Linked DNA regions of Mus musculus: regions 2 and 3 are each linked to region 1. The links are chromatin loops, found by intact Hi-C in ENCODE. Cell type or tissue: left cerebral cortex. All regions are shown on one strand. Each heading gives the region's core, and the rest is flanking DNA. Links, peaks and the distances in the headings are about the cores only. Region 1 holds the start of Pak1ip1 (PAK1 interacting protein 1). Region 2 has its middle 22 kb from the start of Mir5124a. Region 3 holds the start of Gm32063 (a long non-coding RNA gene).

The links. Hi-C counts contacts between places; a loop is a spot of excess contacts. Peaks named below come from ENCODE experiments on the same cell type or tissue, not always from the same donor. Only the 100,000 strongest peaks of a DNase experiment are listed, where the experiment ranks them.
Region 2: a loop joins it to region 1, with 2.8 times the contacts of the local background. A loop is called at or near these places in 8 of 42 quality-filtered maps.
Region 3: a loop joins it to region 1, with 3 times the contacts of the local background. A loop is called at or near these places in 19 of 42 quality-filtered maps.

What each region holds. Positions count from the first base shown.
Region 1 is chr13:40,994,118-41,004,482 of GRCm38, reverse strand. Pak1ip1 (PAK1 interacting protein 1) reads right to left here and starts at 3,473. Exons shown (of 10, transcript NM_026550.3): 1 at 3,070-3,473. The coding sequence starts at 3,153. A730081D07Rik (RIKEN cDNA A730081D07 gene) reads left to right here and starts at 3,337. Exons shown (of 5, transcript NR_155347.1): 1 at 3,337-3,417. In left cerebral cortex, for the core only: a CTCF peak has its summit at 4,267 (motif pointing left); DNase peaks (open chromatin) are centred at 3,365 and 4,222; H3K4me3 peaks cover 2,304 bases; H3K27ac peaks cover 1,871 bases.
Region 2 is chr13:40,838,768-40,849,132 of GRCm38, reverse strand. It overlaps the pseudogene Gm35160. Among named protein-coding and RNA genes, the nearest start is that of Mir5124a, 22 kb to the left of the region's middle. In left cerebral cortex, for the core only: CTCF peaks have their summits at 2,569 (motif pointing left) and 5,522 (motif pointing left); DNase peaks (open chromatin) are centred at 2,561 and 5,511.
Region 3 is chr13:41,233,844-41,244,208 of GRCm38, reverse strand. It overlaps Gm32063 (a long non-coding RNA gene), which reads right to left and starts at 8,163. Exons shown (of 6, transcript XR_003950654.1): 1 at 7,165-8,163; 2 at 6,034-6,678; 3 at 5,232-5,351; 4 at 5,046-5,116; 5 at 3,884-4,038; 6 at 2,126-3,205. It also overlaps the pseudogene Rps17-ps1. In left cerebral cortex, for the core only: a CTCF peak has its summit at 5,247 (motif pointing right); DNase peaks (open chromatin) are centred at 4,859 and 5,244.

The DNA.
Region 1 (10,365 bases), core at 1,172-9,171:
TGTTCAACTTTTTATGTGGATTAATTCCAATAACAACTGCTCCTTTTTCTATGTCTATGTAACTATTCTATTCTATGTGCTTGATACCACTATGGGTAGTAGAAAAAAGCAAAAAACAGAGGTCTGTATTCAAATACAACTTCCACTTTAAGGAAAGAGATAGAAAACAAGTTAATGTGACGCTACACAGAAATAAACATAAGCCCTATAAAGAAAAAAATAGGACCGTATGGGCATATTTTCCTAAGTACTACCGTGAGCCCGAGAGAACTGCTAGTAATACGGCTCGGGAAGCAGACTCTCTTTACCGTACACTTCTGGTTTGAGAATGATGACTGGATCAGTACAAAGAACAGGAGAAGGCACGCACACACATGCAGCGCTCTTCAAATGGAAGGAGTTACAAGAGAAAATTTATTAACCAAACAAACTCAAAACCAAAACCAACCAGCAAAGTTCTCTACTTTAAAGTTAATCACTACATATCACACCTTAAAGAACTATAGGAGGGCTGGAGAGATGGCTCATCAGTTAAGAGCACTGGCTGCTCTTCCAAAGGTCCTGAGTTCAAATCCCAGCAACCACATGGTGGCTCACAACCATCCGCAACGAGCTCTGACACCCTCTTCTAGTGTGTGTGACTACAGCTACAGTGCACTTACATATAATAGATAAATAAATCTTAAAAAGAAAAAAAAGAACTATAAGAGCAGATAGTCCATTCATTAGTCAGGAGCAACAGGCCTCCTTTCAGTCAAGACACAATGGTAGTTATGGTCATACTTTTAAGTTTCTTTCGCTCTAGCCCTCGCCTCTTCTCACCTTCTCTCTTCTCTCTCCCCCCTTCACCCCCATCCCCCCGCCTCGCCCTGTGAGACAGGGTCTCACTTTGTAGCTATGACTGTCCTCCCAAGTGCTGGGATTAAATACATATGCAGCACAGCTGGCCTAAATTTTAAACTGAATCCTCCTGCCTCAGCCTCCTGATTACAGATATGAGCCACCTGATTCAAACACGTTACAGCTTATGTCAAAGCACTGTTCAGATTACATATTTATGTAATGTATGTGATACTGGTTATGCTGGCTACTGGCTGGGTTTAGAAGCAGCACCTGGAACTGTTAACAGCATAAGCCTGGGGACCATCTTGACATGTCGGACTCACAAACCATGACGCCTGGAGTGTCTCTTGCCCTATGAACCTCCCAAATGTTCATCTATAAAATGAGAATGGTTGTATCAGTCTCAGGGCTGCTGTATATCTGGAATGAGTATACTAAAGAAACCCCAACCATGCACTGAAGAGATGGCTCAGAGGCTACGAGGACTAATTGCTCTTCCAGAGGTCCTAAATTCAATTCCCAGCAACCACATGGTGGCTCGCAACCATCTGTAAAGGGATCCAATGCCCTCTTCTGGTCTCTTCTGGTGTGTCTGTAAACATCTACAGTGTACTTATGTATATGGAAGGGAAGGAAGGAGGGAAGGAGGGAGGGAGGGAAGGAGGGAGGGAGGGAGGGAGGGAGGGAGGGAGGGAGGGAGGGAGGGAGAAACCAAGAAAGAAAGAAAGAGAGAGAGAGAGAGAGAGAGAGAGAAAGAAAGAAAGAGGGAGGGAGGGAGAAACCCAACCACAACAGGCACTAAGGAATTTTCGACAAAACAGATCAGTAAGTGATAAGTAGAACTGTTCAAGAAATAATCATTCTTTTTTGTTTTTCAAGACAGAATTTCTCTGTGTAAACCAGGCTGTCCTGGAACTCAGAGATCCGCCTACCTCTGCCTCCTGAGTGCTGGGATTACGGGTGGGGCCACTGCCCTGATAGATGACACTTCTAATCCCCTTTACTGTCTGACTACTATGTTGGCAATTACCTGTATCTTCTTGCCATACCAGACAAAAATAAATTTCATACTGTGCTACACTTAACCTCCATGTGTTTCTCTCTTCGCTTGTTCACCATCCCTTCAACCAAGAAGGCCACAACAGCAGGGCTCACACCTCTGGCACCTTTCGCCCTACCCACAGTAGGTGGACGATAAACAGTGAATCTGCATCACTTTCTTCATCCCAGGCCAGCTGTAGTAGTTCTTTTGTGTATAATGTATTTTTATTTTATGTAGATTGGTGTTTTGACTGTATGTATGCCTGTAGGAGGATATTAGATCCCTTCGAACAGGAGTTAACAAACAGTTGTGAGCTGCCGTGTAGGTGCTGGGAACTGAACCAGGACCCTCTGGAAGAACAGCCAGTGCTCTTAACCGCTAAGCCATGTCTCCAGTCCAGCCAGCGCTCTTAACCGCTGAGTCATGTCTCCAGTCCTATAGTAGTTTGTTAATCAGGACAGAAACTCAGTGAAAGGTGAAGTTATTTTTACATTAGAACTTTAAGAACTACAATCATTGTCAGCTTAAATGCACACCTTATTTTTTCATGCCTTAGGAATGCTTTAAGGTTTTTCTTAACCTTTTAAATTATCAGATAATAACTGTATATATTTATGGAGCACAATGGGATATTTGAATGCATACATAGATCAGATATGAAAAAGGCAACCCCTTTTGAGCTGGTTCAAAATACGCTGTAGTAGCTAGTTTAAAATACACAATTAATGCTGTCAACTATAGTTACCTTTCAAGGAAAAAAAAAGCAATCAGTCATTCCTCCCATCAAACTTCATTTCTGCAAGCATTAGCCCTCCTCTCTCCGTCACCTCCCTACGTTGGCCCCAACCACTTCTGGCAGCCATTCATCCACTCCCGACAGAGATGAACATTCCTCGTTACCTACTGTAGACATTTTATCTACTATAGCAAGTAAATATTATTTCAATTCTGAGAAGCCTCTACTCTGTAAAGAGCAGGATCTTTCCACACAAGCTCTGAGCTCACTCTCCTCCTGCCTCAACCTCTCGAGAGCTGGGATTAGCTGCATAAACCTGTCCGTTTTCCAACAAAGTCCGCCATCCAAGACCCATAGAGAACCAGCGATAAATAACAACCTCCACGGTCCTGCCCCGGAAGGACCAGCCCGCCTGTCCCCCGCAGCCCCGGGGCTCGCGCTGCCTCACCTCCTGATGGCCACTCTTCGCGGGCCCGCGCTGTACCGTGAACCCAAACAGGACCTGCTCGTAGCTGCCGGCGACCAGCTCCATTCCGCAGCACTCGTGCCGGGCAAGAGACGCCGGCGTGGAGACCCGATGGCTGCGGAGGCTGGCCCTTCCCTTCCTCAGCCGGCGCGCGAGTTATACGTCACCGCCCGGGGGCACCTTTTAGGCGCCTGCAAATGGCAATAACGGAGGACGCGCTCCGTCCTCCGTTACGTGGGACGTCACGTGACCCTTCTGCGACGAGCTTAAGGAAGGAAGCCGCGGGAGGAGGCTCTCAGAGCAGAGAGAAAGAAAAGTTGTGTCAAGCAGGCAAGTCCTGGGAAGCCGTGGGCTCCGCCGGCCTTGGGAAATGGGAGGGAACTTCTCCCCGGAAGCCCCAACTTCCGGCGCGCCTAAGGAAGGGGCGGGCCCACTTCCGGCTCCGGTGGCCAGCGGTTGTCTAGACAACCCTTGTAGTTCCTGGAGGGTTGCTGTGATTTGGGGATCCGGAATGCATTTCCTCCATTTATGATTTTCTTTTCTTGTTTTGTTTTGTTTTGTTTTGAAGACAGGCTTTCACTGTGTAGCCCTGACAGTCCTGGAACTCACTCTGTAGACCAGGCTGGCCTCGAACTCAGAGCTCCGCCTGCCTCTGCCTCCCGGGTGCTGGGATTAACTATGATTTTCTTATTTGCAGCCAGTCTCACTTCGTCGCCCAGCCTGGCGCCTCCTTGCACCCGTTTTCCTCCTGCAGCTTCCCCATGGCTCGGATCACAAGCAAAGGGTTTTGTTTTCGTGCCGAGAGAGAGCAGATTAGGGTCGGCCCGGGGACGGTCAGGGCTCGCGGGACCCGGAGTTGGCAGTGTCCCCTCGCTGGATTGCGAGCCCGGGCCTGCCAGTCCGTGTCCCGCCTGCAGGCAAGCCGTCCATCTCCTCAGCTTTTCTTGCCTACTGGCTTCTTGTATCTAATCAGACTGGCCATGTGCTGACCTATGGTACAGGAAAAAAGATTTGTCTTGAGGGAGGAGGACAGTGGCTACATCTCTACCCGAGTTAAGGGACAAAGTGCAGGGCTGGAGAGATAGCTAGGCGGTTGAGAGCACTGTCTGCTCTTCCAGAGGTCCTGAGTTCATTTCCCAGCAACCACATGGTGGCTCACAAACATCTGTGATGGGGTCTAGTGCCCTCTTCTGGTGTGTCTGAAGGAAGCAATGGTGGTGTACTCCTATGCATAAAGATAAATAAATAAATCTTTAAGGGGGGGAGGTGCAGAGGTTAATGAAAGCAATAATATCCTTTTTTCCTTTCTCTTTAGGCGGGGTCAGGGATGAGTGCATATGTCAAAGCGGGTGGGTTGGTGCTTATGTCAGATCTTCACACAGGCCTGTGAATTAATGGAGTTCTTAAGTGCTTAGACATTGTTTCCAAACACTTGTTCTCTAAGGCTGCAAATTGTCGACACAGCCTCTTTTGCTTGAGTATAGGGGGAAGTAATTAATTTGACTTTGGGTGTTTTGATGATTTTTCAATTGTGTAAAGGCTCTTCCAGTTTGGGCTATTCCACTTGCAACCCTTGTGTTACTTAATTTATCTCCAGGTATTGCTAAGTTGTCCTGAGCATGTTAATCATTTTCACCAGAGAACCACTAAAGTTGGAACATGTCTCCTTAGCTTGGAACAAAGTGAAAAGTCTCATCTTGTCCATACATGGTGTGTTACAGTTTACATTGGGTCATACTCATTTTAATGCAATAGTAATCATATCAAAAAAAATGGGGGTGGGGGATGAGTAAAACTGCTTCAGAACCCTGTGGTTTATTTACCCTATTGTTCCTGGAAGCGCCTCGCCCCCTTATTACCACCAGGGAAATACCAGCTGCTGTTGGAGAAATATAAGTGCGGGTATTTGTTTTGTTTTGTGTTTTTTGTTTTATGGTTTTGTTTTTGAGACAGTGTTTCTCTGTATAGCCCTGGCTGTCCTGGAACTCACTTTGTAGACCAGGCTGGCCTTGAACTCAAGAAATCCACCTGCCTCTGCCTCCCAAGTGCTGGGATTAAAGGCGTGCACCACCATGCCTGGCAAGTGCAGGTATTTTTAAAATTACAACAGAGGAAGTGTGATTGCTAAAAGTTCTTCATCTCCATTTTGTTAATTTCCCTTATCTTTCTTGGAGAAAGTTACCTAAAGATCTCCCATGCTCCTGGTGGCTTGGTAGAATTAGTATTGTGAAAATGGCTGTCCTACTGCAATTAATCTACATATTATAATCTTCTATTATAATATGAATTTTGATATCATAGTTCAAGAATTTAGAAAATTTAGAATTTAGAAATTTAGAAATTTAGAAATTTAGAATTTAGAATTTAGAAAGAATTTAGAAAAATGCCAAATGAATTCCAAATTCATTTGGAACCAGAAATGAGGGGCTATCACAAATAGCCAAAGCAATCCTGAGAAATAAGAACACAGCAAGGAGAATTATAACACCTGACCTCAAATTATACTTTATTAGTGATAACGACAGCCTGGTACTGGTGTAAAAACAGTCAGACTAAAGGAATGGAGGACCTGGAAATGAAATGGTGAGGAAACGCCCACTTGATTTTTCAAGGGAACCAACAAATATGCTTTGGGGGAAAAAGATAACATTCATTAATCGGTACTAGCAAACTGGAGATCTGCTTGCATAAGAATGAAACTAGATGGGCTGGTGAGATGGCTCAGTGGGTAAGAGCACCCGACTGCTCTTCCAAAGGTCCGGAGTTCAAATCCCAGCAACCACATGGTGGCTCACAACCATCTGTAACAAGATCTGACACCCTCTTCTGGTGTGTCTGAAGACAGCTACAGTGTACTTACATATAATAAATAAATCTTAAAAAGAAAAAGAAAAAAAAGGGTGAAACTAGATTCATTCATACTTTTCACATTGTACAAAAAGCAATTCAAAACAGATCAAAGAATTCACAACAAAAAGTGATGATACATCTGGAAAAAAACAATACTTTTTTTTTTTTAATGTTTTTTTCGAGACAGGGTTTCTCTGTGTAGCCCTAGCTGTCCTGGAACTCACTTTGTAGACCAGGCTGCCCTTGAACTCAGAAATCTGCCTGCCTTTGCCTCCCAAGTGCTGGGATTAAAGGCGTGCGCCACCACTGCCCAGCCAGAATACTTTTCAAGTACTTTTAGTGTAGTCCAGAACTTTCTGAATAGAACACCAGTATCCCAGGAACTATTAACAGGACACATGAAATCAAAAGTTTCTGCACAACAAAGGAAGCTCTCAGAGCGAACAGCACACAGAATGGGAGAGAAATCTACCAGTCACACTCCAGACAGACAGGAGGCCAATACCCAGAAGTCACACTCCAGACAGACAGGAGGCCAATACCCAGAAGTCACACTCCAGACAGGAGGCCAATACCCAGAAGTCACACTCCAGACAGGAGGCCAATACCCAGAAGTTACAAACCTCTGAAATTAAGTACCAAGGAAATAGAACTGCCAAACAACAGAGCAGCAAATTAACTGGACAGTTTTCAAGAGAAAAAAAAATGACCACTAACTTTTTAAAAGTGTTCAACATTAGAGAAAAGCAACTGAAGTTAGAGATACTGCGTCCTCCCGGTCGGATACGTGTCATCAAGAATCTGATGACAAAGGTTGAGAGGATGAGGAGAGGAGCACTTCACCCACGGGCTGTTTGGTGCAAATCAATACAACCATTATGGAAATCGATGTGGAGAGTCTTCAAAAAATTAAAATATAATTACCATATGGACCCACAATTTCGATCCTGGGAATACACCAGGGGCCCCCCATACCCTACCACAGAAACATTTGAACCCACATGTTTATTTGGTACTTTATTTTCTATTACAAGGAAGCCACGTTGTTTATTAACAAACAATAGATAGTAAAAATATGGCACATATATAGAATGGAACACTATTTGGCTCTATGAAAAAAATGAAATAAAATATTGCAAGAAAAGAGATGGGCTTAGAATATATAATATTAAACAAAGACACAATCTTAGGGGAAAACTCATGTTCTCATGTGTATCATAGCATATATGTGTATATGTATCTATTTATACAAATGTACATACGGGTGTACTGTACCGTGTAGAAAGGAAAAAAACATTAGGTAATGAGGAAAAACTAAATACTAATAATGAACATCTAAATCACAACAAGAAATAAAGAGAATTGTCTTTCTAATTTTAACTATCATGAATTTTCTGGGTTTGGAGACATGTAAATGCATAAAATTGTATTTGAAAGTGTAAAATCCAGTGTGAAGTTCCATAACTTCAAAACAGCTTTTTTTTTTTTTTTTTGAGACAGGGTTTCTCTGTGTAGCCCTGGCTGTCCTGGAACTCACTTTGTAGACCAGGCTGGCCTCGAACTCAGAAATCTGCCTGCCTCTGCCTTCCAAGTGCTGGGATTAAAGGCGTGAGCCACCACCACCCGGCCAAAGCAGCTATTCTAACTATAAAAGTTCACTGGAATGCATAGACTTTGGATCTGGATAATTTCGCTGTGTGGTTGTTTTGTTTGGCAAGTTCTCCATTTTAAAATTTTAACAAGCAATAAGTGATTATTGCGGTCAGTGAAATAAAGCAGGGTACCCAGTACAAAGGAGGCAGAGGTGGGTGGGACACAGTTCCAGAAAAGCCCAGGCTCCTGGAGATCCTGTCTCAGCCTTCGACCCTTCAACAAAACAAACAAAACAAACAAACAAAAACACCTGTAATCTCAGCACTTGGGATGTAGAGGCAAGAGAACAAGGAAGTCAGGGCCAGCTTTGGAATGAGATTCTGTCTTAATACTCCTCCTCCCCCAACACACACACACACACACACACACACACACACACACACACACACACACACAGTGCAACAACAACATAATGCCATAATTTGCAAGTTGAGCAGCTTCCAAAGTCAAATCAGGTTCTGGGAATTCCAGGATATGTGATCAAGTGGTCTTTGTTTAAAAAAGGAAGAAAAAAGAAAAAAAAAGAGGAGTGATGTAATTAGCTACAGCATAGTTCTATAGTTCTTTAAGTAACCTGTTGGTTGTCGTTTAATTGGCTATAAGGCATCTAACAAGCAACTGAGGCTAGGTTCCTGTGAAGAAAGTCTATACTGGCTTGATATGATGGGCTTCGTGTGGGCACCTAGTCAAGATGCAAAGCTCCTGCAAATTTAATCCTAGACTGGAATCTGTTAGTGCCAGAATATCACACATGGGCCTGCTTACGTTTTAGAGGAGAGTTTTGTGATTTGACAAAGTCTTCTGCTCCAACCAGGAATCATCAAAGAACATGGTTGGCTCTAGGAGATAAGTCATTAAGTGGAGGTGTCACAGTGCTTTTAACAAAAGGAAACAAAAACTGCCTTAGAAATTCATCCAACCACAGAGCTCAGAAGATTTAAGAATATGTGAGCCGCCGGGCGTGGTGGCGCACGCCTTTAATCCCAGCACTCGGGAGGCAGAGGCAGGTGGATTTCTGAGTTCGAGGCCAGCCTGGTCTACAAAGTGAGTTCCAGGACAGCCCAGGCTACACAGAGAAACCCTGTCTCGAAAAAACAAAAAAAACAAAAAAAAACAAAACAAAAAAAAAGAATATGTGAGCCAAAAGTTAAATAAGAGGGTAGGTGTGGGTGCATTGGTAAATGTCAAGGGATTTAATTCCTTAAAATTTTATGGAATTTTGTGGATCTAAATTTTTGGAGAACACTGATAAAAATTTAATTGATCTTTTTAATGGGATTACTGCTTCAATGAAGTAAAATTGGATTTTACACCTTTAAATATATTTTTATGTACTAACGTGCCGTCAAAAAATGAAAAATCCTGCAAGGTAGTGATGGTCCACACCTCTAATCCCAGCACTTGGGAGGCAGGTGAATCTCCGAGTTTGAAGCCAGCCTCGTCTAGAGAGCAAGTTCCAGAAGGCCAGGGCTACACAGAGAAACCTGTCTCAAAATAAAGAGAAAGAAAGAAAAAAAGGAAAGAAAGAAAAAGGAAAATGCATGATAGAGTTAAGACTAAAATAGAATAAAGTCCTAAGCACAATACCCTAATTTGGTCTTAGGTTATAAATGCTGAAACACACCCAGGAACGTGATGTCTCAAAGCCACACAACTAAGGGGCAGCCAATTGCAGATCCTGTGTCTTACACACTCTTGACCTTGAACTTTCTCATTCACGGAGAACAAAGCTGCAGCTTTTCATTTCACTCCCTGCCAGATCAGCACGGTCTTAACTAGCTCAGGTTGCAGGACTCATTGTCTGAAGCAAACCACTGAGAAATAATATACCCGTTCCACTAGATCCAAACAGGACATACTTCTCCTAAGACCTCCTGTTTCCTCAAAACAGGCTGTAAATGGCCACTTAATCCCAGTGTGAGAATTGAAGTATTCAAGGAGCAAACCAACTGTTGGGAGATCAGTAACACACCGGCAGGGTTTTTTGTTGTGCTTTAAAATGATTGATTGCAAAGCTCTTTGCACTTGAGCCAGACCTTCATTCATTTATGCGTCCAGCAAATATTTATTGAGGACCTGGCTTTGTTTGATTTGCCGAGAGAGAGAGAGAGAGAGAGAGAGAGAGAGAGAGAGAGAGAGAGAGAGAGAGAGAGAGATGACTGCATTCCTTTTTGAACAACAGCTGTTCCTCTTTCAATAGCAGTGGTAAGATAAAACGGAGGAAGTTAGCCCAATTCAGAAAACTCAGATAAGTGTAATAGTACCAGTCATTCACCTTCCTTCTTCCACATGGAAGGTGGCAACTCCATTAGGCTCTAGCACTGTGGGGGTTGAGTAGAGATAGCTGTATTCCCAGAGATGTTCAGACCCTTTGCATTTCTGGGTTAAAGCAAGCAGATTGTGGACGTCTTCTCTGGTCGCTAACACACACAAAGAGCTTGCTTTGTGTACTCGATCGAGCCAGCTGATCTTGGTTAGTTTTGCATTTGGGAAAAGAGCGAAGCAATATTTTTGAGCCCACCCTTGTCTTTTTTTTTTTTTTTTTTTTGACACAAGGTTTCTCTGTGTAGCCCTGGCGGTCCTGGAACTCACTCTGTAGACCAGGCTGTCCTGGAACTCAGAAATCTGCCTGCCTCTCCCTCACAACTGCTGGGATTAAAGGCCACCCTTGTCATCTTAAACTCCAAGACCTCAAAATACCCCATTTTCTCCAGGATCCCTGCTCAAAGCCTTTTGTCCCGCTGGCCACTCCCTTCCTCAGCCTCCTGACAACCT
Region 2 (10,365 bases), core at 1,113-9,112, 160 kb after region 1:
CCCCGTATTGCAGTAAATCTCCTCCCAAATATGCCCCGACAATGAAAACACAACACAGTTAGTATGATTTCATGCTGTGCGCCTAGATTGGGCAGATCTACTGCTAACACTACCATCTTCCACAGCTTATGAGACCCCTTAGAACTTGCAGTTTCTCTAGGCCATGTGCTTCTGCTCTGCTTTTCTTCATCTTCCTCCTCCTCTGCATTCTCTCCCTCTTCCATTTTCTTCTTCTTCTCTCCCTACCTCCTGCTCTACCTTTCCTTTTATCTGCCCAATCCACAGCTCTCCTTTATTTTACAAATTAAGGTCAGAAGCAGGTTTATAGGAAATCACCAGAGTGCGGATTCATTCCTTGTTTGCAGCCACTCACTTGAGAATGGAATTAACATCAAATATAATTAACCCCAGGGCTATCCACAACAGCCCGGTCTTGGTTGGTCCCTTTAATCCCAGACCTCAGGAGGCAGAGACCCTGAGTAGGCCAGCCTGGCCTACCAATCAAGTTCCATTACATCCAGGGATACACAGATCAAATTCTGCCTCAACACACACACACACACACACACACACACACACACACACAAGTGTGGTGAAATTAGTGTATGCAAAAAAGATGTTCCTTATATCTGGTGTGATTTGGTGTTGACTACAACAAACAGATAGAAAGGGGCTCTTGAGGAGGGGAGGGTGTCTAGAGGGATGGGGAAGCAGAAGAAGGCAATGAGGGGAAAAAGGCAACTCTAACAAGCTTTCTGTGTGGGGGTGGGTGAAGAACAAGAAAGACTGTTCATAGGGAGGGAAGGGACTAGAGAGAGAAAGGAGAGAGGGAGGCAATGGGGGATAAAGAAATATTAGGCAGAATGATGTATGAGAATGCAAGTGTCATAATGAAGCCCATTCCCCTGTGTGCTAACATGAAATACTACCAAGCAAAGCAAACCAAAGCAAAAGAGACTGGAGAGTAAAGTGTGCTCCGCCCAGGCTACGAAAGCAAAGGCTGGCAGGAGCTTGGGCAAAGTCTTGTGGCAGTTGGCTGAGTGATAGCGGCTTGGATACAAGATTACATCATCACCGTCACCAAACTCCACTCAGCAGTGCAGAGACAGAAGGAAGGCTAGGGATGTGGCTGAGCCAGAAGAGCTCAAGGGCCTAGATTCAGTCTCCACCACAAAATAAATAGATAGGTAGGCATGTAGATAGATACATAGATAGGTATGTAGATAGATACATAGATAGGTATGTAGATAGATAGGTAGACAGACAGATGAATGGATATAGAAGACCATGCATATTTTGGGCTTTCTTACTTATTTTCTGCACTTCCCAGATTTTCTACAAGAATAGATAATTTTATGAAAAAAATATTGAAAACTTTTCTGGCCATGTATAACTAGTGCAAGCTATAAATGCATATATATATATATATATATATACATATATATATATATATATATATGTATGTATCGGGGATATTTTAAAGGAGTAACACACATACAGACACATACACATGCACACACATGTATATATACACAAGCACACACTTATTATTTTATACAGAATTGAAGGTAGGTTCCACATACCTGGAATCCCATTTAGTGTCACCCAGAATTGTTCGTCAAGAGACTAGGTATCTTCTGACCACTTAAGTAAGTCAATGGCCACCTTTTCCTCAAGGACAGACTTAATAAATTCCCTTGTCAGAGCCACATAGGTAGAGTCACAATAAATAAATGGTGCGTTTATGGGGAGGAGGGGATTTCATTTATACATCCACAGCATGAAGGACAACAGCCAGTACCTTTGTTCCCAGTATTTATATTTAGTCCCTCTGGTGATGCGGAGGGAGCCACACCCTGGAGTGAGATCCTTTCCCCGTAAGCCCTTTCAGGTACTGAACTACCTCCTTGTTGGTTCTCAGGGGGGAGTCCTGCCCACAGGTGTTGAGGACATTCTTCCAGGGGACCTGGGAGGTCCTCAGATCTTTCATGCAGTTTAGGTCAGCCTGGAGCAGGGAGAAGCCCAAGTAGACCACAGACTCCCTTCTCGAGGCTAGAAAGGCGTTTGAGAAGCAACCTAGAAGCTCTTTCACCAAATCTGTGAAAGCAGACATGGCCTTCTTATCCACGTGGACACAGTAGACATTTTGGGGAGTGTAAATGGGCCTGAAGAGCTTTTCAAATGTCCCGAAGCCTTTGTGAACAACTATCACATAAGCCAAGGGGAACGCAGCCTCTTTTGCAGAGGCGTCATTATGTAGTGATTTTGATGTAAATATTCTCAGCAAATTCTACTCTCCAGTGGGGCCCTGGGTATATTTCCACCAAAGACATTTCCTTCCTCTGTTACAACCACATCAGACTTCTGCAAGGACTGAGCATTGTGGACGCTTCCTCTCATTCTCCCGGATTTTTGTGGCACTAATTTGTTGAGAGACAAGAATAAAAGAATCAGGCTGGGAAGATGGCTCAGTGGTTAAGAGCACTGACTGCTCTTATGAAGGTCCTGAGTTCAAATCCCAGCAGCTCACAACCATCTGTAAGGAGATCCGGCGCCCTCTTCTGTCGTTTCTGAAGACAGCGACAGTGTACTTACATAGAATAATAAATCTTTGGGCCAGAGCGAGCAGAGGTTCCGAATTCAATTCCCAGCAACCACATGATGGCTCACAACCATTTGCACAGCTACAGTGTACTCATATACATAAAATAACTAAGTCTTTAAAAAAAAAGAATAAAAGAATCGTGGACACAGCAATCAGCCCAGTGACAAACCTAAGCATCTTCTGCTTCATTTTTCTTTCTATGATTTTTTTTTCCCCTGTCTGGATTTGTCCTTTGTCCCATTTCATCTCACCACCAATGCACAGTCTTACAGTCCACAGACAGATGCAGGGTGGGGCCAGACCTGCCCTAACTTCTCAGTTTTGTCACGGAGAGGAAGTGAAGGAAGAAATGCTCTAAGGGGAAGGTGTACCAGCCTCACGTCTGTGGTTCTTATCTCACAGGGAAGGGAGTAAGGACATTGGAGAGATGCCCGAGACAATGATCTCACTGACAGAGAACAGGGGGACACTTCCCTCGAAGTCAGTGCTGCGTGAAGACCATGAGAATCAGACTCAGCTGCCAACTCAGGGTAGACAGCTTAGGTGGGGTGAGACTAATATAATCTGTGAGCACGCTTCCCACTTAGAAAGCAAACACCAAAGTGACCTTCGTGACTCGCCAGCCAAAAATAAAGACACAGAGACCATTCAATGTTTCAAAGCTTAGGTCTCAGCTGGGTAGATATCTAATATAAGTTGACTGATTACTAACTAACTAACTAACTAACTAACTAACTAACTTTAATTACCCTTAACAGTTTATGATGGTAGCTTTCAAGAGAGTAGGACTTTACATTACATTTTTAAATGAGTTGTATATGCATATATACCTTAAATAAAATTCAAATGAATATACAGTTTGCTATAACAATTATAACCTTACATCTGTCATCATATAAAATTCCATATTAAAATTTTTTTCCTTATTAAATTTTGAGACTTAGAGTAGTCCACTCTGTTCTTTCCCTTTCTTGGAGATATAATAATCTACTTGGTTTGACCTATCATGCCTTATTCCACGGTGACCAATATTCTGTAGCAAGTTTGTTTCTGTTGTCTCACTGACAGCCATCGAGGTGTTGACTGCATACCCATTTTGTAGACTGGGAAGTTGAAACTCAAAAGCAAACCAACTGGTCTGTTGTCTAACAATGGGCGAATGATACCGTGGAGTATTAAACCTGAATGTTCCTTCCCTCTCTCCTTCCTTCTGCCTGTCATCTCTTTTTCCTTATCTCCTCCTCCCTCCCTCCCCCCAAGAGAGAGTTTTTCTGTGTAGCCCCAGCTATCCTAGAACTCAGTAGATCAGGTTTGCCTCCAACTCAAAGATCCAGCTGCCTCTTTTTCCCAATGCTGGGATTAATGGTGTCTGTTACTACCACTGTCTATTTCGTTCCTTTCTTTTTGTTTGTTTGTTTGAGACAGTTTTGTCATATAGCAGATGCTGGCCTTAAACTCAATACATTCCTAAAGCTGGCCTTGAATTCCTGACTCTCATGCCTCAGTTTCCCCAGTGCTTAGAATATAGAAATATGCCATACTAGACTTTCCTTGCTTTTTGGGATGGTATCTCATTGTACTGGTCAGGCTGGCTTAAAACTCCTGGACCTTCTCATTTATCCACCATGGTAGAGGGGACTATGAAGACATACCACCTCTCCCAGCAAGGAAATTCGACTTATCTGATTCCACAGGCCTCCAAGCTGAAATACTCCCTCCTCTGTCTTAAAGAGGTCCTTCTTACTTTGTAGATCCTGGAGTGACACGGGATCCCTGATGACTCTTTCCTGCGTCCCCAAGTCTAGGCTGGAAGCCCTTCCACCTAATGGGATCCCGTCTTCGCTATAACTCTGTGTTTGCTTTAATAAGCTCCCGGAACACTGAATCTGTCTGTTGATCACTGTGTTTTTAGCATCTTGCTTATGGGAGACACAAAGGGGTGAGTTAGGCTGAGCCTCTCTCTTACTCTATATCAGATGTCCTGGTTAGTTCTTTTTGCTTGTCGTCTTGACATATCTAGACTCATTTGAGAGAAAACTACAGTTGGGGGAAATGCCCCTCCAAGATTGGCCTGTGGTACATCTTCTTGGTTAATGACTACTGTAGGGGTGCCTAGCTCACTGTGGGTGAGCACCTACTCTGGGTAGATAGGTGGTCAGAGTAGAATGAGGAAGCCGGGAGGAACACTGAGGGAAGTTAGCCTTTAGGTTCCTGCTTTGAGTTCCTATTCTAACTTCCCTCAGTGACAGACTGTGACCTGAGAGGTGTAAGCTGAAATAAACGCTTCCCAACCCAAGTTCTTTTTGGTCATCATGTAACAGGGCCCAGGACTTAGCACAACTGACTCCATGATGGAAGTATCATTTAGGCTGTAAACGCAGCGCATACACAGCCTTACCTGCCAAACAAAACCATTGGCCTAATCTATCAATGTCCATATACTTCTGGGATATGGCCACTCATCTCAAAATGTACCAACTTTGTCTTTTAGCTTCTGCACTTCCACTTCTGGCTAATTATTCTTGTTAATTGAAATATGGGAACCCAGAATATGGTATTTGTGCTTAAAAGCTCACCCCGAGAGAGCTCACTGCCACACTGGGATCCCAAACACTCAGTGTAGTCACAGGCCGCTAAGACTTTTTATTGGCTGAACTGGGTCTGAGCAAGTTTTTCTGCCGACTACCTCACAGCAATCCCAGCAATAGAAACCCTAACTAAGACAACTAGGGGCAACAATTAAGGCTGGGGGCCCAGCCTGGATTGATGAATATTTTTACACAGCTTTTAAACCTTAGAATGATTTAATACTTTTAATTGGTTGGAAAAATAATAGAACTCAAATATCCTGGTGGACCGCCCCCCAACCCCCATGTGACCCAGAACTTGTCATGATGTCGTGCTGCCCTCTAGTGGCCATATACAGAATAGCTCAGTGTGTTCCTTTGCAATACAGATTTAGAGCCCAAGGCTTTCATGTGCTACACAAACATTCTATGGCTGAGCCCCAATCCTTCTTTCCTCTTTTTTTTTTTGTTTTTTGTTTTGTTTTTTGTTTGTGTGTGTGTGTGTGTGTGTGTGTGTGTGTGTGTGTGTGTATGTGTGTGTGCGTTTTTGAGACAGGGTTTCTCTTTATAGCCCTGGCTGTCCTGGCACTCACTCTGTAGATCAGGCTGGCCTCGAACTCAGAGATCTGCTTGCCTCTGCCTCCCAAGTGCTGGGATTAAAGGCGTGCTCCACTACTGCCCAGCCAGCCCCCGAATTCTGATGGGTCAGTCTTAGGTTGTGTGTTCAATAACCCATCCCTGACTGTGATGGGTGTTTGTTTGGTTTGTAGGAAGACTCCTGGACCCTAACACATATTGTCTTAGCATTTTATTCCCAATCACTGTGAGCAGTGGGAAGAGAGCAAGCTTTGGAAGACTTAAAAGAAGTGTCTCCATGTGACCTTTTGGGGTGTCCAATCCCCCACCTGACTGGTGTAGTCAGCTCTGCCCTCCAGCAAAGCTATCCAAAATGCTGCCTGAGCGCTTTCATAAGGCAAGTGGTGGTTAACTAAGTTATTATCTAAGAAGGGCAACACGTACCAGAAGAAGAAAAAGAAGGAGGAGGAAAAGGAGGAGGAAGAAGAGGAGAAGAAGAAAGAGGGCTGGAGAGATGGCTCAACAGTTAAGAGCACTGACTGCTCTTCCAGAGGTCATGGTGGCTCACAACCATCTGTAGTGGGATCTGATGCCCTCTTCTGGTGTGTCTGAAGATAGTTATAATGTACTCATATACATTAAATAAACAAATGAATGAATGAATGAATGAATGAATGAATAAATAAATAAATGAATGAATAAATAAATAGAAGGAGGACGAGGAGAAGAAGAAGAAGGAAAGGAAAGAAGTAGAAGAGGAGAAAAAGAAGAAACTGGCATAGGCTGGTAGATCTCCATGAGTTCAAGGCCAGCCTGGAGCAAGTTCTAGAATAACCAAGCCTATATAGAGAAACACTGTCTTGATAAACAAACTAACAAACAAACAAAAAGAAAGAAAGAAAGAAAGAAAAAGAAAACACAGGAGAAAGAAAAGCAAGCCAGATCCCAAGTTTGGCTGCCAGTGGGGAGTCTTTGCCAAGTACTGGCAGGGAGGGCTGAGCATCCAGGAGAGAAAATGATGGACAGATGGTTCCCTCGGGGTCAGGGACCATCAGTCAGGCTATTTCCTGTGGAGATGCAGCAAAAGCCTTGGCTAGGCACATAGCTCAGGGGCTGTGTTCTTGCCTAGCAAGTCAAGGCTCTGGATTCCAGCTCCCACACTGCAGAAAGGAAGAAGGGAGAAAACAAACAAACAAACAAACAAACAAATATAACATACACCCACACCTCAGTGTCCTAGACACGCTCGAATAAAAATGACCTTGTTTTCATGCTATTTGAACACCAATGTTGAAATGTTCACTCTCCCATTGTTCAGAGAAGCCGAATGTTATCCAAAAGTCCATCCCACGGACAGAAATAAGAACAGACTTGGGGGTGTCTTCTCTGTCACAATATTTTATAGGGAAAGACAATACTGTCTGGGCGCATAGAGGAACTTCTGAGAGCAGCCACTGGAACAAATTCCTTCTCTTTTATTTGTCGCACAGAAGGTGAAATCCTACAGGCGTGCCTAGCTCTGACTAGCATGCAACCAGCAACACATTCAACAGTGAGTGAGAGTCACTAAACTAAGGAACAGATTCAACAGCCATGTGGCTGTCCGAGAGTCACAAGATCTGCTTTTCTCTGCACTCTCTATTCCCAGACATCAGCCTTAGCCAAAAGGTAACATGTGTGCTTTTCAGAGACCTGTAACATATTTGTACTTTGAAACACAGAGTTGATAACACTCAATGTGGGCTGATCTTATCAGGATTTGGTAAATAGGTTCAAAGACTGATTCTGGAGCCTGGGTGAGTAGGTGGATTCAGACACCCTTTAGAGGGCAGCTGGTTACATAATAAGTCACATTTATGTGGGCCCTCTACGTCCCTTCATTATCTCAGGTAAACAGATTTCTTTTTATAGACTCCAGAGTTAGTCCACCTTATTTCCAAGCACAAGACTCAGAATCTTAGGTTCTGTCTGTCAGGCCCTCCATCTGTCTGTTATTTCGTAGTTAGCGTGTCCTTGCACTTCTGTCAAGTTAGCTGGAATGCAAGGCCAGTTTTTAATCACGTCCTGTCAAAGGAAAAATCCGCCCTAAGTCCTTTTCTAATCTCCGAGGTCCAGAACCCGAGACCTTCCTCTCTGAATCACCAACGTCAAAGGGTTTTTGGTTTCTGTTTGAGACTGGAAGTCATCCTGTATCTCAGGCTGGCTTTAACTTCGCTACATGGTTGAGGTTAACCTAGAACTCCTCACCCTCCTGTCTCGACTTCCTGAGGGCTTGAATGACAAGCGAGTGCTGCCATGGCCGGTTTATATGCTGTTGAAGACTGAAGCTCTGTGCATTCTGGGCAAGGATGCTACTAACTGATTCATGACCTGAACCCCAAAACTTGCTTTAAAAAGTTGTAAGAATAAGTGAGGTGTGGTGGCAAATGGATTTAGTCCCAGTACTTGTGGGGGGCAGAGGGAGAAGTAGGCATATTTCTTTGAGTTCAAGGCCAGCTTGGTTTGCAAAGTAAGTTTCAGACTATCAAGGGGCACTGGAAGTTCTTGTCAAAAAAAAAGTAAGAACATATAACATTAGATACCATTGTAACTATCCTGGTATAATAACATGTATGTTATATATCATATTTCTAGAACTTTCTCATCACCAAAAATATTTGTATACTTAACATCACTGTCTTAAGAAAGTATCTTTCCGGGGCTGGCGAGATGGCTCAGTGGTTAAGAGTGCCGACCACTCTTCCGAAGGTCCCGAGTTCAAATCCCAGCAACCACATGATGGCTCACAACCATCTGTAATGCAATCTGATGCCCTCTTCTGGAGTATCTGAGGACAGCTACAGTGTACTTACATATAATAAATAAATAAATCTTAAAAAAAAAAAGAAAGTATCTTTCCTCAATAATGATACAGAATGGGAAATTCCTCAAACAATGCTCATGAAAATGAAAAGAAATAGTATCCGTATATGTCGTTTGCTTGTTTGTTTTCCGTATTTGGGGAGATTAGATTCAACTTAGTAAAGAGAAAATGGAAGCAGTGTCTGCCTGTTGGTCCTCTGAGAGTGAGCACAGGTTGGTGGGTGATAGAGACCGTGGCCCCTGCCTTAGTCCATGCTCTGTGTTTCTGTCGTCTGACCTCTGGTCCACTGAGGCAAAAGCATCCTCAACCCATTCAATATTTTCCTCTGGAGCCAAATTCCTTATACACTGGGACCATGGCTTGACAAATTAAATCCTGCTTAAAAACACAAAAACAAAAAAACAGTGTTTTTTTTTTTTCCTTTTATTTTGTTTTACTGTCTTGGGAGGATGATCCTGCGGAGGAATACTAACCCTGAGAGAAGGATGCTTTTGCCTCCAGGAAAAACTAGACCCCAAGCAAGATCTCTGCTGCCTCAAGGAACAGACAGAGTTAACTTCAACTAGCCCGGAGTGTATCACGACACCACCCTAGAATATGCAACTCTTGAAGTAACAAGCTAAGACCCTTAGGAGTTTGACTCCTAGAGTGACCGCGTCTGCCTTTGCATGAATAGCCAGCCCAGGGTCGAGGCAAACCACACTGAGAAACTTATTCCTCAACAACACAATGAACTGCTTTCCTGTAGTGGCTTGGAAAAGAATGGCCTCCACAGGCTCCCATGGCTGAATGCTTGGGGAGTGGGGCTGTTTGAAAGGAGGTGTGGCCTTGTTGAAGGTAGTGTGTCACTGGGAGTGGGCACTGAGGCGTCAGAAACCCAAGCCATGCCCAGAGTCTGTCTGTCTGTCTGTCTGTCTGTCTGCCTGTCTCTCTGATGCCTGTGGATCCTGATGTAGAGCTCTTAGCTCCTCCAGCACCATGTCTGCCTGCTTCCCACTATGACAATAATGGATTAAAACTCTAAAACTCAAGCCAGCTCCAATAAAATGTTTTCCTTTATAAGAGTGGCCACTGTCGCTGGGCAGTGGTGGCACATGCTGTTAATCCCAGCACTTGGGAGGCAGAGGCAGGTGCATTTCTGAGTTCGAGGCCAGTCTGGTCTACAGAGTGAGTTCCAGGACAGCCAGGGCTACACAGAGAAACCCTGTCTGGAAAAACAAACAAACAAAGTGGCCATGGTCATGGTTTCTCTTCACAGGAACGCAGACTAAGACCATCCCAACAGCATGTCTGCACAGGTGTCCCATCTGGAGCACTTATGATTGCCTTTTATAATGATTAAAAAAAAAAACCCAAAACCCCAAATCCTAAAAGCAAACAAACAGAAAAACAAACCAAAACAAAGCCAGCCTTCCTCCTTTCCCTGGTGGCACAGTCCCTTCTCCAGGAACTCGCCTGCCTAGCATGGCACTGTCTACTGGCTTAAACTACCGCTCATTATTTCAGCTTTTAGATTGGAGCTGAAGTGGGGCTGGGGCTTAAGGTGTTGTTCTGTGAAAATCTAGACTATGGTGTTGCTTGGGTTAGAATTTCGTTCTGTTTCAGGTGTGTATGGTGCTTCCTGTATATAAAGAGCACATTGCACTCTCTCCCTCTTTTGCCTGCTTGCCCTGTGGGACTGAGCAACTGCTAGATCCTTGGGCTTCCACTCACAGCTGCCACTGGAACATTGTTGGGAATTGGACCGCAACTCA
Region 3 (10,365 bases), core at 1,174-9,173, 240 kb before region 1:
AAATGGCAGTGCCGGTGACAATGTCCTAAACAGAACTCTGGTCCAGTAACCAGATGCCTAAATTCAGCATTCCTCAAGAATCTCATAAGGTGAGTTTCTGTTCCCCAGGACTTCCCATAATCAACCACCTCAGACAGGACATCTAATTCCCAAGCTTAGCCAAATAGCCTACGTGGGCTCAAAGACCCCCACCCCAGTGACTCACATCTGCTTGCTTCTCTCTACCCCACCCCCACCCCCCACCTGAGAGATGGTTTTGGCAGCTTCATCCCCAGTAAACCTTTCTTTCTACCCAAGGAGTGGTGGGTCTAGTTTGGTGGTTTCACTGCAGTCTTGCTTACACTGACTGCCGGGATTGTAGGCATATATCACTGGGTACAGCTTCAGATATTTTTTTTTAAACTGGTATGTATACAGTACGTAAATGTGTTGGTTTGAATATGCTTATAGTTTGTTTGTTTGTTTTGTTGTTTTTCGAGACAGGGTTTCTCTGTATAGCCCTGGCTGTCCTGGAGCACTCTGTAGACCAGGCTGGCCTCAAACTCAGAAATCCACCTGCCTTTGCCTCCCGAGTGCTGGGAATGCTTGCCCCTGGGAGAGGCACTATTGAGAGGCGTGGTCATATTAGAGTAGGTGTGGCCTTTTTGCAGGAAGTGTGTCACTGTGAGGGTGGGCTTTAAGACCCTTTCCTAGCTGCCTGGAAGCCAGTCTTCTGCTGTTTGCCTTCAGAACAAGATGTAGACCTCTCAGCTCCTTTGGCGCCATGCCTGCCTGGGTGCTGCCACACTTTCAGACATGCTGATGATGGACTGACCCTCTGAACCTGTAAACCAGCCAGCCTCAATTAAATGTTCTCTTTTGTAAGAGTTGCCTTGGCCATGGTGTCTCTTCACATCGAGGGAAGCCCTAACTAAGACAATATATTTCTCCTCTCCATATAACACCAGACATACAAGATTCAGCAAGCAACCTTCCTAAGTCCTTGCCTCAACTGAACGAGTAATGTCTGCAATATTCCTAGTTCCAGATCAAATTTAAGGTACTAAGAACTTTTTTGATTTTTAAAAAAAAATTACAAATAAACTTTATTTTAATTATACTGTCTATATAATTATCCATCACACCTATATTATAAAACCTCTGTAAACATCCCTAAGATACTGGTTGCTGAAGACATCTGTATAGCAAGAGTGTGGCACACCCAACCCTGTGTCAGGAGCGTGTCTGCTTGGTGTTTCTGTGGACTGTGTTCTATGTGACCCTTCATTTAGGTGCCCCTTTGTAACCTTGTCCAGAAAGACCATGAGGCCTCTGGCCTTACAAATGCTTGATGCTGTCACAGATTCAAACTATGAACATGTGGGAAACTGTCAGGTGGGTTCTGATTGGAGGATGTAGGTCCCTTGGAGAGTGTCTTAGAAGAACCCTTGCTCTGCCTCTTCCTGTCTTTGCTCTGCTTCCAGGCTGCTGTGAGCTGAACAGCTCTGAAACCTCTGAAACAGGGAGCTGAAATAAACCCTCCTCCCTTACATTGGTCCTGTCAGGTGTTTTGTGATATCTAGCTTGCTTGCTTTCTCTTTCTTTCTTCCCTCCCTCCCTCCTTCCTTCCTTCCTTCCTTCCTTCCTTCCTTCCTTCCTTCCTTCCTTTCTTTCTTTTTTCTTTCCATCATCTATTGATCTTTATACTTTCTATCGAGCTTTCTCTTTCTATTTATCTTTCCATCATCTATCTGTCTATTGATCTGTCTTTCTTTCTATCATTCTGTCAGTCTATCTACCTATCTTTCCATCATCTATCTATTTTTCTTTCCACCTTTCTCTATTATCTATCTTTCTATTTGTCTTTGAGTCTATCTATCTTTCTAGCATCTACCTATCTTTTTATCTTTTTACCTAACTTTCTATCTTTCTGTCATCTATTTTTCTATTTATCTGTGAGTCTGTCTATCTATCTGTCTGTCTACATCTTTTGTAATAAACAATAGATGAAAGTAGAAAGCATCCCCACGATCCATGAAATGACCTAATAAATCAGTGGCTCTCAACCTTCCTATTGCTGAAGCCATTTAACACAGTTCCTCGTGTTGTGGTGACCCCCACAGTGTAACTATTTACATTACTACTTCATAACTATAATTTTACTATTGTTATGAATCAAAATATAAATATCTGACATGCAGAATATCTGATATATGAGCCAAACGGGTCATTACCTACAGGTTGCAAATCACCATGATAATTATGGGGCTGAAGAGGAGAGTATGGGAATCCCCAGTTTACAGCCAGCTGTTTACAAGTACAAAAGGCTCAGACTAGCCACTGACATGGGAACAATTTCATGAAACTGGTGTAGTCTGCATCAACTTGTGTCTAAATACTTGCAAACACATATCTGTACACACACACACACACACACACACACACACACACACACACACGGGGTCTGGAAGCAATACTGTTAATAAATGAGGAAGTTGCTTCAGAAAGAAATTTGCCCCTTGGAGAGAAGGCTGGCTATGGTGGTGTGGGTGTTAAATCCCAACACTGAGTAGGCAAAGGCAGAGCTCTGTGTGTCAAAGCCCAGCCTGATTTACATAGTGAGTTTCGAGTTAGCCAGGGCTATACAGTGGGGTTTTGTCTCATATATATATAAATGCCCAGTGTTTTCAAAAACTACACAGTTGTGTCACCTCTGGGACAAACTGGTGTCAAGCAAGGACATAGAATTGCTTTCCTTGTTTAAATTTCCCCAGCAGTTTCTGAGGGGTTTTACTCTATTTATAAAACAATAAAAATATATCATTTCCCAATTAGTGCTGAAAAACAACCAATTAACACCAGACAGATGGAAATTTCCTGGCTGAATTTTAACAACAACAACAACAAAACAACAGAATCTTTATATAATTAAATATATGACATAAAAAAATGTTTTCTTTTTAAAAAAACAGTCTCAGACTTCAGGCCAGACTGATGTCACACCCACAGTGACTCTCTCGCCTTCATCCCTCAGTGCTGCGATTCCTGGGGTGAACCACCATGCCCAGCTCACAATTTAGAAGGCTCGGGGTTTGGCTCCATGGTGTGGCGCTAGCCCAGTGACCCTGTCCTTGAGCCTATGTCGCTTCACTTTCGTCTGTTTGAACTGGAGAAGGAAACTTGATTCTCTCCTCACCACACCATTGATGCCAGCTGCTGCCTTCTCCTGCCCAGAGCAATAGAGACAGCACCCATTAAAAATATTGGCATGGAGATCCTATCTATATATCTTCCTATGCAACCATAATCCAAAATAAGCCCCCTTAAAAAGCTGATTCTGTTCTGTGTTTTGTTATGGTGATGGAAGGCTCACACAGACCTTAATTGGACAGATACCATGACGTCAAACAATGTATCCTCCTACTTCCATTCTGACCTCATGGAAACCCATGTGAAGTTCTGTTATTAGAAGTGTTTTGGCCAAGTTGTTAGTAGGCTCTGCTTGCATCATAGCTTCTCTATGGCAGTAAACGGCTTACAGATTGGGTATCCCCTATCTGAAACGCCCAAGTGTGGGGTTATTTGGACTTGAGGGAATTTGTATTCACGCAGGAAAATATGTTAGGGGGTCAGACCCAAAATTCAATTTACACTTCATACCTATCTTATACGAGCAGCTTGAAGATCATTTTATACACCTTTTTTTAGTAAACCCATGGTTGTATTCATCAGTAGATTCTCATGTGTGGTCAGATATGGAGTTTTCTCTTTGTAGTGTCACGATGATGCTTAGATTTCAGAGCAGCTGGACTGTGTGTTTTCTGATTCAGGGCACTCAGTCTACAATAGATTTTTACCTTTTTTTTCTTTTCCACTAAGCTTTACCATGGTTGGGACCAATTACCTGACAACAACCAACCGAAGAGAGGAAGGATTTATTCTGGCTTTCAGTGTGAGAGTTCTGGCCCTTGTGGTAGGGAAGGCATGGCAGTAGAGAAGGCATGGGCGGCAGGAGCAGCTTGCAGCTGCAGCAGCAGGAAGGAGACTGCTCGCTCACATCTTGGTGGAAAAGGGAGAGAGGGGCAGGCAGTGGGGTTGGGCTGTAAACCTCAATGTCTATTGTCCCAACAACCCAGTTTCTCCATTTAGGCTCTACCTCCTAAAGTAGCCACAGCCTCCCGTAAATGTCTGTGCCCGGTTGCCGGAGGGGGAGGGGGCAGAAAAGTTTTACATTTTCTGCAACTGGAGTTACAGAGCGTGTAACAGACAAAACACTGAAATGCATAAATAATAACAGTAAATTTTTAAACGGTTGAAACGTAAGTCGCAATATTCCATCATCACTGGGGACCCATGAACAATTGGCAAAAAGCCCTTCCACGAGCTCATCTGGTGTGAACACTTTGGTTCCCGGTTGGTTCGCGGTGGGGACACTGTTCTGGGTGCTTATGGGATGTTTGGGGCTTTTCTTGGCCCCATTTTCTCTTCCCACTTCCTTTCTTCTCCTCCCTTTCCTCCCCTTCCCTCCCCTTCGCTTCTTTGCTTGTTGAGCTAGAATCTTTTTGTGTAACCCAGCAACTCACAAACATCCTCAGAAGACCTCGTGTTTGTGTCCCAAGTCTCCCAAGGCCCGGTGTACAAACCACCAAGCTTGCCAGTCCTGCTTTCCGGCAGCTGTCCTAACTAGGTCACATCTTCACACGGAGGCTTCCCTTACCCCAGCTCATAGTCAGACACGTCTTGATTTCCCCCCTGCTTCCCTGGAAGTCTGTAGGCTTCCTGAAGATAGGCAAGATGCCTCTGCTGATGAAATGGATTTCTCATCACTCATGGTGTGTCTGAAGCCTGGCTTTCTGAGTGAATATACAGGGCTAGCAGAATCTAGATTTGGCCAATAAATTGGGAGGCATTGCAGTCTGGCAGTTGTGTATATTTTTTTTGCCTGTGAGTGTGGGTAGCACAGGTGTTTGTGAGGGAGAAGAGCTTAATATTATGCTGGTCTCATCTCCACTGTGTTTGAGGGTTTTAAATGTGTCATCTAGGTATCTGTTCGTGACTGTATGTACCTAAATTTCATTTTCTTCCAGATCTGCAAGAGACGAATACCACTGGTACATTGTTGGTAGTCATAGAGCATCTGTTTAAAGAGGAGACTTCTTTTAGTGTAGATTCGAGATAAAAATCTTCTCTTCTTCGGAGCATGAATTTAAAAGGCACAAGACCAAAAAAAAAAAAAAAAATCCTGTACTTACCTGATTTGTCCAGCAGAGGGTGCTCAAACATAACTTCAGCACAATGAAGTTCCACCTATCTGAATGCTAGAGATGGCTAGTCAGTCTTGTCAGGTTCCTAAAGCAAATATAAGGACCGACCTTGAAAGGCATAGAAGGTCATCGAACTAAGGTTTGTTTGTTTGTTTGTTTGTTTGTTTTATATTTATCTGTCTCTTTTACGTGAGTACTGGAGAACGACTCAGATACTCCCCTTTTATCTACTGAGTCTTCTCCCACTTCCCTGACTGCCCTTACACACGTTCTTTTCTTTTTGAGATGGGAATCTCATTTACCCAAGGCTAGCCCAGAGCTTGCTATGTAGTAGAGGGATGGTCTTGAGCTTTGAATTCACCTCCCATGTGCTGGGATTACAGCATGTCCCACCGTGCTGGTTTGTGTGGTATTGAAGGTCAAACCCAGGGCTTCAGATATGTTAGCTAAGCACTCTACTGACAGAGCTATACCCCTCCAGGTGTCTTAAGCAAATTGCATAGCCACTCATACTTCAGATCTTCAGAATGGCCATGTTACTGTGCTTCTGGGAGGAGACCCAGAGGCACCTGGAGGATCACACTCAAAACTACCACCTACTATGCACTAATGAGAAACAGTAGCGTTGAGCCTGGTGGCCGGGGCTCAGGCAAGCTGGCCCTGAGGGTCAGAGCATGAGAGAGCTGGCCCTGACACTCATCTGCTGTGCAGTGACATGGGCAAGGGAGAGATGTTCCGCCCCCGCCCCGCCCCCTGTCATCAGTAGGGGAAAGCCAGCCTTGTACCTCACCTGGTCAGCCAGGAGAGCTAGCCCTGGGAGAGGGGGTTGCTGGCGAGCCAATCCAAAGGCCACAAGAACTGGAGAGCTGGTGGGCTGAGCAGCTCAGACACCTCTCAGGCCCAGATCCAGGGCTTTGAGTTAGCCCACCCCACGTCTATCCCATCAATGAACTGCTGGAGTACGTGAAGAAGCCAGTCCTGCAGATCCAAAACTACAGGGTCTCCATGACACACGGGGTGACAACAGTCTACCCTAGAGGAGTCTCAGTAAGGTTCTAGCATCGTTAGCATAGCAGAAGCCAGAGGCCTGACTCGTACCAGACCAACAAAGTCAATGCAATGAGCACTTGCAAGCAAAGAAGTGTGGACAAAAGGACACACGATGGCACACTACAGCTTCCATAGTGGGGACTTATTTTTCTTTGTTGGGGAAGGGTGGAGGTTGGAGGGAGGGAGGGGACAGGAGATGTGCAGGACTGAGGTGCATGATATGAAATTCACAAAGAATCAATTAAAAAAAAAAACAGTGCTGAAATTTTAAAAATGTCACCAGAGGCAGAAGAACAAACCTGGCTTTGAAGTTCTCCTAGTGTCTTCAAAATGAGTGCCCGTGGGCTATGCTTACTAAATCCACATTGCTGCCCCATGGTGAGAGCTGGTAACATGGATGGTGAGTATGTTTTAGTCTGGGCTTTTGAATCTGTTGCCATATACAACATTGATGGGCTGGGATAGGTGCTAGGTTGTTTCTCAGTTTAGGCGGATCTCTAGTTCAGGGCTTCTCACGCTGTGGGTCCCGATCCCTTGGAATATGATGGCCCTTTCTCGGGAATCACATATCAGATGTACTGCAGATCAAATGTTTCATTACGATTCATAACAGCAGCAGCAAGAATAATGTTATGGTTGGGGGTGGGGGGGATGGTTCGCCACAACTTAAGAAACTGTATTAAAGGACCGCAGCACTAGGAAGGTTGGGAATGGCTGCTCTAATTCATTACAAAGCTCTTTGAGTATACTAAGAACACTGCCATCGCTAAGTGTGTGAGGGAGCAAAAAGAGCACTGGACATAGAGCAAAGGACCCGGAGCCCTGGGTCTGAGCTGCTGATGCAGGCCGGGTTCAAGAAGGAAATCGTCACCTTTCTGGCTTAGTGTCCTGAGTCCACAGTCGAGAGTGTCTGTGGTGAGGAGGTGAAAGCGCTTTCTCCCAAGGTCTGGAAAAGAAAATCTGATCTCTACCATAGCAGACTGAGAGGACTCTCCGATGGGGCTGCGGCTAAGCACGGGCTACGGCATCCTGCTGTACACTCCCTGCCCACCCAGAGCAACTATCATCGCTGTAATCAGAGAGGCTCCGACCGGTCATCCCAGGAACCTAGACTCTCCTGCCAAGACAGAACTGGCAAACGCCTGATCAGCACAGAGCTGAGAGATGTATTGTATCCGCGTGTTAGGACCACAGACAGTAACAAGAGTCAAGGGGGCCATAGCTACTACCAAATTCAAAGAAAAGCATAGGGTTTCAATAAAACACATTGCCAAAGAGACTGGCAGGTTCCATGAATGAGCAAAGTGCTGGGTCTTCACAGGAAAGACAGCCTGGACTCCCATTGGCCTGCACAGCACGTCATTGGGCTGCAGTGAGAGTGACCTTTCCACACAAACACTGAGAGGACCAGAAGCCTCCTTCCCCCCATCACCCCAACTTTGTTTGCTTATATCCCCCTCCACTTGTCTAAGTGGGAGAGCCTGCTGCTTGCCTGTAACCTTCTCAGAGGCATCGTCTCTCAGGCTTTCAGTCTCCTCCGCTGAATCCCTGAAGCCCTCCTACTTCTTTCTGAATGAACGCCTCTGTCTGTCTGTCTGTCTTCAGTCTCTGGGTGGGGAGTGGAAGGGAGGCAGTCCTCACCTGACTTACCTGCTGACTTTCCCCCCAGCACCCACCTAGTTCCATTGACCCGGTGATCAATACATCTCTGTTGGTTCAGCTTGGCTAGGTGGCTGTTTTAGGAGAACATCCAGTTTCCTTTGTTAACATAAAAATAAAAAAAAAAACCCACTTCCTGAATATGCATGAAATAGCGAAAATAGCATAGCACCATATCCATTTCTCAGGCTGCGTTTACTCAGATGTTGGGGCTGCGGGTTAAGGACATGGACTTTGGAGCAGGGATGACGTGGTCTCCAGGCTCTACTCGGTTTCTTATTAACCAGGAAAACCATGTCCCCTCTTTAACCCTTGGCTTTCCGTCTGTTACATGAGTCTGATGACAATCAGCCCAGTGGGTTTGTGCTCAGGACTGAGTAAGACAGGAGAAGGTGAGCATGTAGCTCAATGGTAAGGTGTGTGCGTGTAGTAATCAAGAAGCCATGGGTTCAAATCCTCAGCTTGGAAGAAGAAATAGGCAAGATGAAGTAATATGTAGAGTACTTATAAAAATGCCTGGATCACCTAAATACCTCAAAACAGCCATTATTATGACACATTTAAATTCATAAGCCTGAGACCTAAAGTGCACTAATAATTAAAGTTGGAGGGCATAGTGTACAAAAACTGTCTAACAGGGGAGAAACGAACAGATACATGAAACGAAGATGAAAGGACACACAAGTCCATTACAATGCACAGGATTTTATTAGATCCTGACTCAAACTAATTATGCATCAGCGGATGGTATACGGAGTTATGGCTAACTTAGGATGTATGGATCACACAGAGATCACTGTTTTCTCAAAGAAGCCTCTGGCGTCTGAGGATGAGCACATGCCTGGCATGCGTGAGACCCCAGGTTCCACCCCGAGCACCACTAAAGAGTTCATTGATTGATCAGGTGATTGACTAAGCACACCCGGGAGGCTAGAGATGTGGGTCAATGGTTAAGAGCACTTGCTGCTCTTGCAGAGGACCCAAACTCAGTTCCCAGCACCCATGTCAGGTGGCTCACAACACCCATGACTCCATTTCCAGAGGGTTTGACACCTTCTTCTGTTCTCCACAGGTACCTGTATGCATGTACCCTCAAGCAGACATGTGCACGTGTGAGCACACACACAAATAAAAGATGCTTTAAAAGAAAAAGCGTCTCTTTTACCGAGACCCACCAACATGAGCCGAGTTCACACCAAGACCGTGAAGAAGGCGGCCCAGGTCATCATTGAGATGCACCTGGGTAATGACTTCTCCTTGCCTGTGCGAGGAGATCGCCATTATCCCCAGCAAGAAGCTTCGGAACAAGATAGCGGCTATGTCACGCATCTGATGAAGCGGCTTCAGAGAGGTCCTCTGAGAGGCATCTCTATCAAGCTGCAGGAAGAAGAGAGGAGAGATAATTACGTTCCTGAGGTCTCAGCCCTAGATAAGGAGATCATTGAGGTGGATCCCGACACCAGGAGATGCTGACGCTTCCGGACTTGTGCAGTCTCTCTAACCTTCAGGTCACTCAGCCTACGGTTGGCATGAATTTCAAAACGCCACGTGGAGTTGTTTAATCTGCTATGCCATATTTTCAATGAACCTGAAAGAAAAAGAAAAAGAAAAAGAAAAAGAAAAAGAAAAAGAAAAAGAAAAAGAAAAAGAAAAAGAAAAAGCAACGAGGGATCAAACTCAGGAGGCCAGGCTTGTGCAGGAAGAGCACTTCCCACTGCACACTCTCTACAAACCTGGCCATGTGTTTCCTCAGTCATTACGTACTGACAGGGGAGAAACACGCTGATATGTTCACACATTAAAATGTGCAACATGTGGGTGTTAGCTGATATAGGACAAAGAAGGGGACATGATAATGTGTTTTAGTGAATCAAGACTGGCCGTCGAGTGCGCTCCTATAATAAAACACAACAGGAGTGGCTTATGACAGAAGAAATATCTGCCTAAATTCTAGAAGCTAAGAAATCTTAAACCTGAAGTACTAGTAAATTGGTATGTGGTGGGAACCCCTTTCCACATTGCTTTTTTTTTCTTTTAAAAATGTATTTATAGCCAGGCAGTGTTGGTGCATGCCTTTAATCACAGCACTTGGGAGCAGAGGTAGGCGGATTTCTGAGTTCAAGGCCAGCCTAGTCTACAGAGTGAGTAGTAGGACAGCCAGGGCTACACAGAGAAACTCTGTCTCGAAAAAAAAAGAAAATGAAAAAAATGTATTTATTATTACTGTATTATGTAGTATGTGTACTGTATTATGATATATATTTACACACACTATATATACATATACACATACACATATACATATTGTGTGTGTGTGTGTGTGTGCGTGTGCGTGTGTGTGTGTGTGTGTCCATCAACCACAGTACAGATGGGAAGGTAAGAAAACAACCTTTGGGCATCAGCTCTCTCCTTC